Linked DNA regions of Homo sapiens: region 2 is linked to region 1. Evidence: chromatin contacts called from ENCODE Hi-C data. All regions are on one chromosome and are shown on one strand. The core of a region is the stretch at or near the end of the contact, and the rest is flanking DNA. Distances in the headings are between cores, read along the strand shown. Region 1 has its middle 220 kb from the start of LINC01235. Region 2 has its middle 220 kb from the start of LINC00583.

Evidence for each region. A loop is a pair of places that touch in the nucleus more often than their neighbours do. Pooled maps may share reads with other maps.
Region 2: a loop to region 1 is called in a pooled map, with 2.0 times the contacts of the local background. The contact joins two enhancer-like sites. A Hi-C loop is called at or near these places in 1 of 37 single-sample maps with no recorded cell type and 1 of 50 pooled maps.

The regions. Positions count from the first base shown.
Region 1 is chr9:13,650,818-13,655,106 of GRCh38, reverse strand. No RefSeq gene overlaps it. Among named protein-coding and RNA genes, the nearest start is that of LINC01235, 220 kb to the right of the region's middle. Within about 2 kb of position 2,711, at least 2 of the 41 ENCODE cell types and tissues checked have a DNase peak (open chromatin) inside an H3K27ac peak, as active enhancers do.
Region 2 is chr9:13,703,777-13,708,100 of GRCh38, reverse strand. No RefSeq gene overlaps it. Among named protein-coding and RNA genes, the nearest start is that of LINC00583, 220 kb to the left of the region's middle. Within about 2 kb of position 1,965, at least 8 of the 41 ENCODE cell types and tissues checked have a DNase peak (open chromatin) inside an H3K27ac peak, as active enhancers do.

The sequences.
Region 1 (4,289 bases), core at 1,462-3,961:
CAATATAAAAGACAAAAGTGATATTAATAGTGGCTTTTCTTTTTTTTTCTGGTTACCAGCAAAGTTGAGATATTTACTTACTGTTTATATTCCTTTATTCTCAACTGTCTGTTTTTATCATTTGCCTGCCTTACATTGTTGTTTTTTCTTTTTACTGATTTGTGAGAAATATTATATGGCCTTGATATTTCTTCATTTTCCATTAAATGTTCCAGTATGTTTTTCTGGTTGTTACTTTATTCGAATCAGTGAATGTAGTCTTTTCTTTCATAAAGAAGATCACAATTTTATTGATGATCTATATAAATAGGTCTAGATTTAGATAGATTATAGTTCCTGCACATTTCTTGTTCAGTCACTTCTAATTTTTTATTATTTGTGGCTATAGTAAGTAAGATCCTTTAGGCCCCCACAATTCCACATCCATGAAGCAGTGTGAGGAAGCTGGCAAGACTTGAAGAAGGAGCTTCCAAAACCTCTCCAGATGTGGCCGAGGATAAGATAAAATGAATGGGCTGGGTGCAGTGGCTTACACCTGTAATCCCAGCACTTTGAGAGGCCAAGGCAGACCGATCACAAGGTCAGGAGATCAAGACCTTCTGGCCAACATGGTGAAACCCTGTCTCTACTAAAATACAAAAAATTAGGTGGGTATGGTGGTGGGCGCCTGTAGTCCCAGGTACTCGGGAGGCTGAGGGAGGGGAATTGCTTGAACCCGGGAGGTGAAGGCTGCAGTGAGCCAAGATTGCACCATTGCACTCCAGCCTGGTAACAGAGAGAGACTCCATTGCAAAAAAAAAAAAAAAAAGATAAAATGAATGACATCAGTGAAGGTAGGACAAAAGAGACAATTCCATCAGGTAAATCAAGTACTCATGATAGAACATTTCCCACCTCCAGGGTAGAGTACCCTTGCAATAACTATCTAATGGGATTTCAGAATTGCTTTAAACAAGTGAATGTAGAACTCTTTCTTTCCTTTTTGAATTTCTTTCCTTTTCTGAAGTTGCATATCAGCAGTATGGGAGACAGATAACTTTTCATTTTGCTTCACAGGTTTGTAGACCACAAGGAACCACATATAGAAGTTCAGCTCAGTGTTGTGATTGGATAGAACTTAGGAAGGGAGTAAGTATAATTTGCTGGCAGAAGAAAAAGTCAATGATATATTTGTGACCAGAAGAGTTGATTGTGATAGCTGTTAGAAAATAGAGTTTCACAGCAGTTTGTTCTCTCAGTTTGAGCACAAAGTAAGACTGTTCTCCATCTCGATATCAGGCCTGGCTCTGTGATGCTTAAGCAAATGCAATGTGCATATAAGTGATGCAAGTTATTTCTGAGTGGAAACTCTAAGAGTCAATGCTTAGTTTTCCATGCTCTCTTCCTCTGATTTGACAGTCACAGAAGGAAAAGACAAAGCTCCATCAGCCTGAGTCCTTCGGAGACAAAGATAAGTAGAGCCGTAAAGCTTACTTATGACAGACATAGAATTTAAGCAAGAACTACACTTATTTGTTGTAAGCCACTAATATTTAAGAATTGTTTGTTGCCTCATATAATACAGCTTATTATATCTTTATTCTTGTACTTAACAATGTTCAGAAATATTCTCATCGTCTGTGTCTTCAGAGGTCTCTTTTCCACGTCTGGTTCAAATTTTTCATGCCCTATATATTGTTTTTCCTTAGTCTTTAACTGAAAATAAAAAGTCTATATAAATCTGTTTTTTGCCCATAGATATTGTGTATTGATTACCCCCAGTGCCCTCCACGTAACACATCTACATAAATAGGATCACGTTCTCATCCTGAGATCAGGAAATGTGTTCACTGTCTGTATTGAGATGGCATGTATTCGATGAGTATGTCTTTCAGTACTGAAGTGGAAATTTAATGCCACTGCCCAATTCTCTCACTGTAACAGCAAAATAACTATGCTTTTTAAAAATCTCAACTCCCTCTGTAGTTCTTCTACTGACCAAAACACACACAAAAAAACCCCAAAACACTAAAGTACTGCTTCTACAAATTTTGCTGCTTTAGGGCCCACTTACAAAATTTATAGCTAAGTGTCATCATGTATAAAATAAAGTAACATTGACCTTGCAGGTGGGAAGATAATGTGCGTGACATGATGCCAATGTCACTGGTTCAGTTCATTATTATTATTTGTTCAAGGTGTGTTATATTCACAATTTCTATAATCCTGTTTATTTTTCTTGTTTACTGAGGCAAAGTTGTTTTACTACACTTTCTTGGAGTTTTTCCTCTTTGTTGCAAGGGTATCACGATGATTCTGGTAGTAAAATTATTAAAGCGTAAAATTCTATAGTTCAGTCGTCTTCAATCAATCTTCTTGTTGCCTTAATAACTATCTGAATAAAATAGCTCTCGAGATACTATTTTAGAAAAATGTCTTCACTATCTGGACTCACTAAACTTTTACATCGAGATTCTGGGATCTAGAATGAATATAGCAGGTAGCTGCCTCCATTGAGAATTGAGCCTTAACACGGTTTATTTCTGTCTGGGTTCATTACATACTACACAAGGACATCCAAGGAAATGTCAAATGAGATCTTTTAGTTTTCATTGGGATAAAATTAGACTGGGTATCATGAGCCAGAAGAGTGCGATTGAGGGCCTTGGGCACAGGCTTCATAATGTGGCTATGCCCACAGACTTATCCACAGAGCGTTTACTCCTGGGATTCTCAAACCTGCTGCCAAGTTTACCACTCAATTCCTGTCTCTCTATGTGACTTTCTGCTTATCCTGGCTTTACTTCTAGTTGCTTTTTTTTTTTTTTTTTTTTTTTTTTTTTTTACACTCAGCTGGTTATCATGGTGCTCCTGCACTCCAACTTCCCCAATAATCTGATTCCCTGGCTTCTACTCATAGCTCCTCTATGAGAATACAGCCTTAATTTGACACTAATCATGAACTCATTCACTGGTTTCCTCCCTGAAAGAAAGGCCCTTTTCCCAGGCAGCCATAACCAGAGTCTTAACCGAGCTAACTTTTCTCTGTTGGATATTAACTGCTAGAGCCTCTCTTTTTACTGTCTCTCTGCTTCAACCGTAATTATGCTCACTTCCATTCCTATTCAAATTAACTCTTTGGATCCTGTTAACTCCTTAAGAGATTGTTTACCATTTGACCTTTTATTATTTCTTTTAAAATTCAGTCTGAGTTAGGATAACATTGATTTTTTTTCTCAAGACTTTAGCAAGAAAAATCTTACCAGTTAGTTCTTCTTGGATCGTTTGTTCCTCGTAGAGACTCTTCCCCACATCACACACTTAACCAGGGGAGCCCTGACACTGTCATCGTGAAGTGTGACCCCTGATAGCTCAGCTCGGGGTTTCTCAACCTTACCGCTATTGTCAGCACTTGGGGCTGCATAATTCTTTGCTGTGGGAGGCTGTCTCATACACGGCAAAATATTTAACAGCGTCCCTGGCTGGACTGACCAACTGGATATCAGTGGCGACTCCTGTCCTCAAGTCTTGACAATTAAAACAAAAAGATTCCCAGGAAAGATGGCTAAATGGGAACAGCTCCAGTCTGCAGCTCCCAGTGAGATCAACGCAGAAGGCAGGTGATGTCTGCATTTCCAACTGAGGTAGCCAGTTCATCTCACTGGGACTAGTTAGACAGTGGGTGCAGCCCACGGAGGGGGAGCTGAAGCAGGGTGGGGTGTCGCCTCACCAGGGAAGCAGAAGGGGTCGGGAAACTCCCTCCCCTAGCCAAGGGAAGCCGTGAGGGACCGTGCCATGAGGTATGGAGCTATCCGGGCCAGATACTATGCTTTTCCAATGGCCTTCATTAAAAAGTTAGGAAACGATAGATGCCGGAGAGGATGTGCAGAAATAGGAACACTTTTACACTGTTGGTGGGCGTGTAAATTAGTTCAACCACTGTAGAAGACAGTGGGGGTTCCTCAAGGATCTAGAACTAGAAATACCATTTGACCCAACAATCCCATTACTCGGTATATACCCAAAGGATTATAAATCATTCTACTATAAAGACACATGCACACCTATGTTTACTGCAGCACTATTCACAATAGCAAGACTTGGAACCAACCCAAATGCCCATTAATGTTAGACTGAATAAAGAAAAATGTGGCACATATACACCATGGAATACTATGTAGCCATAAAAAAGGATGAGTTCATGTCCTTTGCAGGGACATGGATGAAGCTGAAAACCATCATTCTCAGCAAACTAACACAGGAACAGAAAACCAAACACCACATGTTCTCACTCATAAGTGGCAGTTGAA
Region 2 (4,324 bases), core at 716-3,215, 54 kb before region 1:
CACAATCATATTCAAGACCCATGATCATCTTCAGGATCATCTTTTGTCTTACTGCATCCCATTCTGCTTAATTTTTTTAATGTAAGACATACCTGCATTGTTACAAAACAGTGGGGAAGCCAGGTAAAGTAACCTCATAAGAGTTATTCTCTTCTCCTGTGCTTGCTGTCTGGGTAAGAGCAGGGCATTTTTGCCCTGGATGTGAGTCAGCAGTATTACCATATAAGCAGAGTCGTGCAAAGGGTGCTTTCAGTTCCCTTTCCATGTGGGCTCAGGAACTTATGTTTCTTGGCATATAATGGAGGAATAGTCTGATTCATTATTTCCCCAAAGATAAAGCCATTGTTGAGAACCTTGGGATGGGCCAACTTGCCTTCTGCTGTATACAGGGAAGTTTACCCCCCAGGTTATTTACAATGAGTTATAAAATCAAATATTCAGAATCTTCTTCCTAGTAAATCATCACACATATATTTGCACGCTATTCTACATACACTTGTATAATAAACTAGGTAGTTTTACAAAATCATCCAAGATTCCTAACTTAAGGGAGGTAAAACAATTAATGAGACAATTGTGTTCAATTTTACTACGTGGTTGGAGCCAAAGAAATACATGGCACAACCAAGAGACCTGTCCAACAGTGGGCCAGTTCTTCTAGGCTGGTTTTGCTTACTCCTTCTATGGGCATTTGTTATAGACTTGGAGTAAAAAGTTCTTAAGATGAATAACAGTAGCAGTAGTTACGTCTGTTTCAATATCTACATGTATGTGTTATTTACGCAGGCACTCTTTCTCAGCTCTAATTTCATTACCTGTAACTTAATTGCATTTATTTCTAATATTTTTTTCTATAATACAGAATTCAAATCCTAGCTTTACTACTTCTTAGATATGTGACATTGGCAAATAATTTAGATTTCCAAGCCTCAGTTTCCTTATCTATAAGTTGGAGATAATGCCTCATGGAGTTCTTATGAGGATTAAAATACGAAAGAAAGTGTCTGACAGGGAGTAGGTGCTCAAAAATTGCTGATTTTCTTCTTTTTCTACCTCTTACTGCACCCCATTCTGCTTAATTTTTTTTTATGTAAGACATACCTCCGTGGTTTCAAAACATCTGGCTGAAGGGTGAAAATGAACACAATCACCCAGGTGTTTGGCCTGCATGATGACAGATATCAAACACTTAGAACCATCTGGGTGATTGGCATATTTTCTTTTTCACTTTTATCCAGATGTATGTGGATATAGCCTTGGCCAAAAGGAAAAAAATCACCAGAGTTTTTCTTAAATCCTAAATTAATACTTTTTCTAAAAAATACTATTATTTGAATATCATTCATTTATTTCTTTTGAAAGTTTTCTTGTTCAAGATGCTTTTGAAATAAGATTGTTGCTTAATTTCATTTCCTGTAACCTAGGAATTTTTAAAAAAGAAGGAAATGACTCCATAGATTTCAAACCCCTGTGTTTCTATTCAAGATAATTAAGGACAAGAAACACTAAGTGGTGATTTCAAGACACAGAGTTAGATAGAAGCAGAGCTGGGACAAAAATTGTTGCTTGACATTAAGCTGAAGACACCTGTTCACTACTGCCTATCTTTTTTGCATCTATGTCACATGCATTTTTACAAATATGCACAAAGAACCACATACAACTAACTTTTATACACATAGGACACAAAGATAATTCTAATTTTCTTCCTGACAGTCATATTACTGTAACACAACTTTTTTTCCAAATATTTTTTGAAACTTGCTAGTAAGCCCAAGAGAATAAACCAGGCTTCACTGTACTCAGTCACACGTGCATCCAGTAACTGCACTCTGACATCTGCCATGCAGGGCATTGCTTAAATAGATGTCGTACTGAGATCTGGTATCCCGTGAGCAGCTGATGCAATTCTCCTCAGTCACAGGGATGAAGCTTGGATAACATTGCTGGCTCTGAGAAATCCCCAAGTCACAAAGAAATGATTCCATTGACCTAGCGGCTTTGCACTCCCAATACAACATGTTCTTCAGCAGCTTCCCAAGGGAGAAAATAACGTGAGAGTTTTTAAGAGTGCTGAAAGCTTCCCCTCTAATCAGCCTGTGTGGATTCTGCTAGCATTCCAAGGCGTCTCAGACAATCCCTGGAAAACTTTGGGGACTCAGTGAGGTTTTCTAAACATTTTTTCTGCCTGAAGATACTAAAGATAAGCAGCTTCACATAATTACATTGTTATTTCAACACGAACACAACTTATCGACTGCCATTTCAGTCTCAAAACAACTGTACATCTCAAAGAAGCCCTCCCTTATAAATTCTCAACCCAACAGGGTATTGCTTTTGTCCAATTATTTTTTAGGGTTGGGGGAAATCAGAAGACTAGCATATCTTAAAGCATTTACTTTAAAAACCTCTGTTCTGCTTAATTCATGTCTAAAAGCTGAAGTGGATGGCTGGCCTCGGGTGAAGGAAGAACATTCCTGATGAATGGACTTGTCAGTCATGTGACCAGCTGCAAAACAGTCTGGAATACAGAGATTATCAGCAGTCAAAGGTTATAGTGGATGACTGTGCTGCAGCAATTGCTAGGATCCTAAGTCACTAAGACAGGAACCTGACTACCAGCGTTGGCTAAGCTGGAAATAGCCCACATTTGCAGTCTAACCAGTGGTATTATGAAGTCAGTTTGTAGCCAAATGTTAAATTTCAGGAATGTTGCAAACCCACCGATGTTACCTTGGTAGCTTAAAATTTACACCATAGTTATTGGCACATGCTACAAAGAAGGGCTTTTGATTCCTGGAAAGCTGGTTGTTAAACCTTTATTAGCACATCACTGAGCCAAACAAACCTGACTTAAAATCCCATCTTTGCCACCTGTGACAGATCAACTTGCAAAGGCAGCAGTCCTCTGAGACTTAGTGCTGTGGTCTCTAAATTAGGAAGGATAATAATACCTATTTCAAAATATTATTGTGTGATTAAATCAAGCATTGTGCTTAACCAAGTTTAGTGCTCATCAGATGTATTATTCATTTAATAAATATTAATAGAATACATATTTTATGCTGGAAACTGTGATTGGTGCTAGAGACACAAGGGTGAATAGACTGGCAAAGACCTCAAAGTAGACAGGTAGCACAGATAGATCAAATACTAATTACAATGTAGTATGAAAGTGCTGCAGTATGAGGTGGAAATGGTCACAATTGGAAGAGAGAGGGAGGAGCCATCATTGTTAATATTCCTTTTAAAGAGTTACAGTAGTCTGTGATGAGTGAGGAATATTTGACCAGCCATTTCTAGACATGATGAATCATGGATCTTTTTAGATTCAGAAATGTAGAGATCAGGGCTTCTGGAAATATGTGGAAAGTAAGGCAACATTTTAGCATTAGAGAAATATCTACTTGTAGATTGTGATTATAGGAGCATAGCTCTCTATCCCAAAATTTAGTCTTCATTGCCTGCTATTCAACCATTACAGTAAATTCCTTGGGTCTAAAAGTTGTTGTCCATTGAAATTGCCCTCTAAAAGGCAATATAGTTTCCGAAAGGCATACGCCCTACTGCATTATTTTGGAAAAACCTGTAATTAACAGGGATGGGCAAAGAAGTTAACATTCCTTCAGAGTTAGCTATGATCAAGGCATTTTACACTGCTATCTTATGTCATCAAAACAACATTACTAAAAAATAGATACTGTTATCTCCATTCTGCTGAAGATAAACTGATACTCAGACAGTCTAAGTTATGAGCCCAAGGTGGAGCTGTGATCCAAACTTAAGTTGGCTAAATTATGAGCATTAAATTGATGTTAATATTTAATTATAATACACTTACAAGGTCCTATCATGAACTTTATTTTATAAATGAGAAATTTAGGGAACAGAGCTTAGTAAGTTTCCAATAAGAGGCAAAGTTGGGTTCAAATCTACAACTTTTCTCATCAATACCATACTGCATGTTTCAGTTACCACTTTAGCAAGGGACAGTTAACAATCTAATGAGTATAAGAATCCTTTCTATAGGATGAACTCCTCAAAAGAGACATTGATAGCTAGGGGTTAGAATGAGAGACTAGAAGAGAGGAAAGGGGTCTGGGGGATAAGAAGGCTTCAAAGACAACTTAGTCCTGTCCCAGTATTGGCTGAAGGATAGTGATCATAGAGAGGTAATTTTTATTCTCTATGAAAATCCATGGAGACATGTGAGGCCCAAAGAGAGATGAAAGTATCTGGGTGAGGACTGTTCATTGCAGGACCTTCAATGTGGAAGACTCGCCTACAATAATAGAGAAGAGTTCAGGTAGGCTTTGCATGAGCT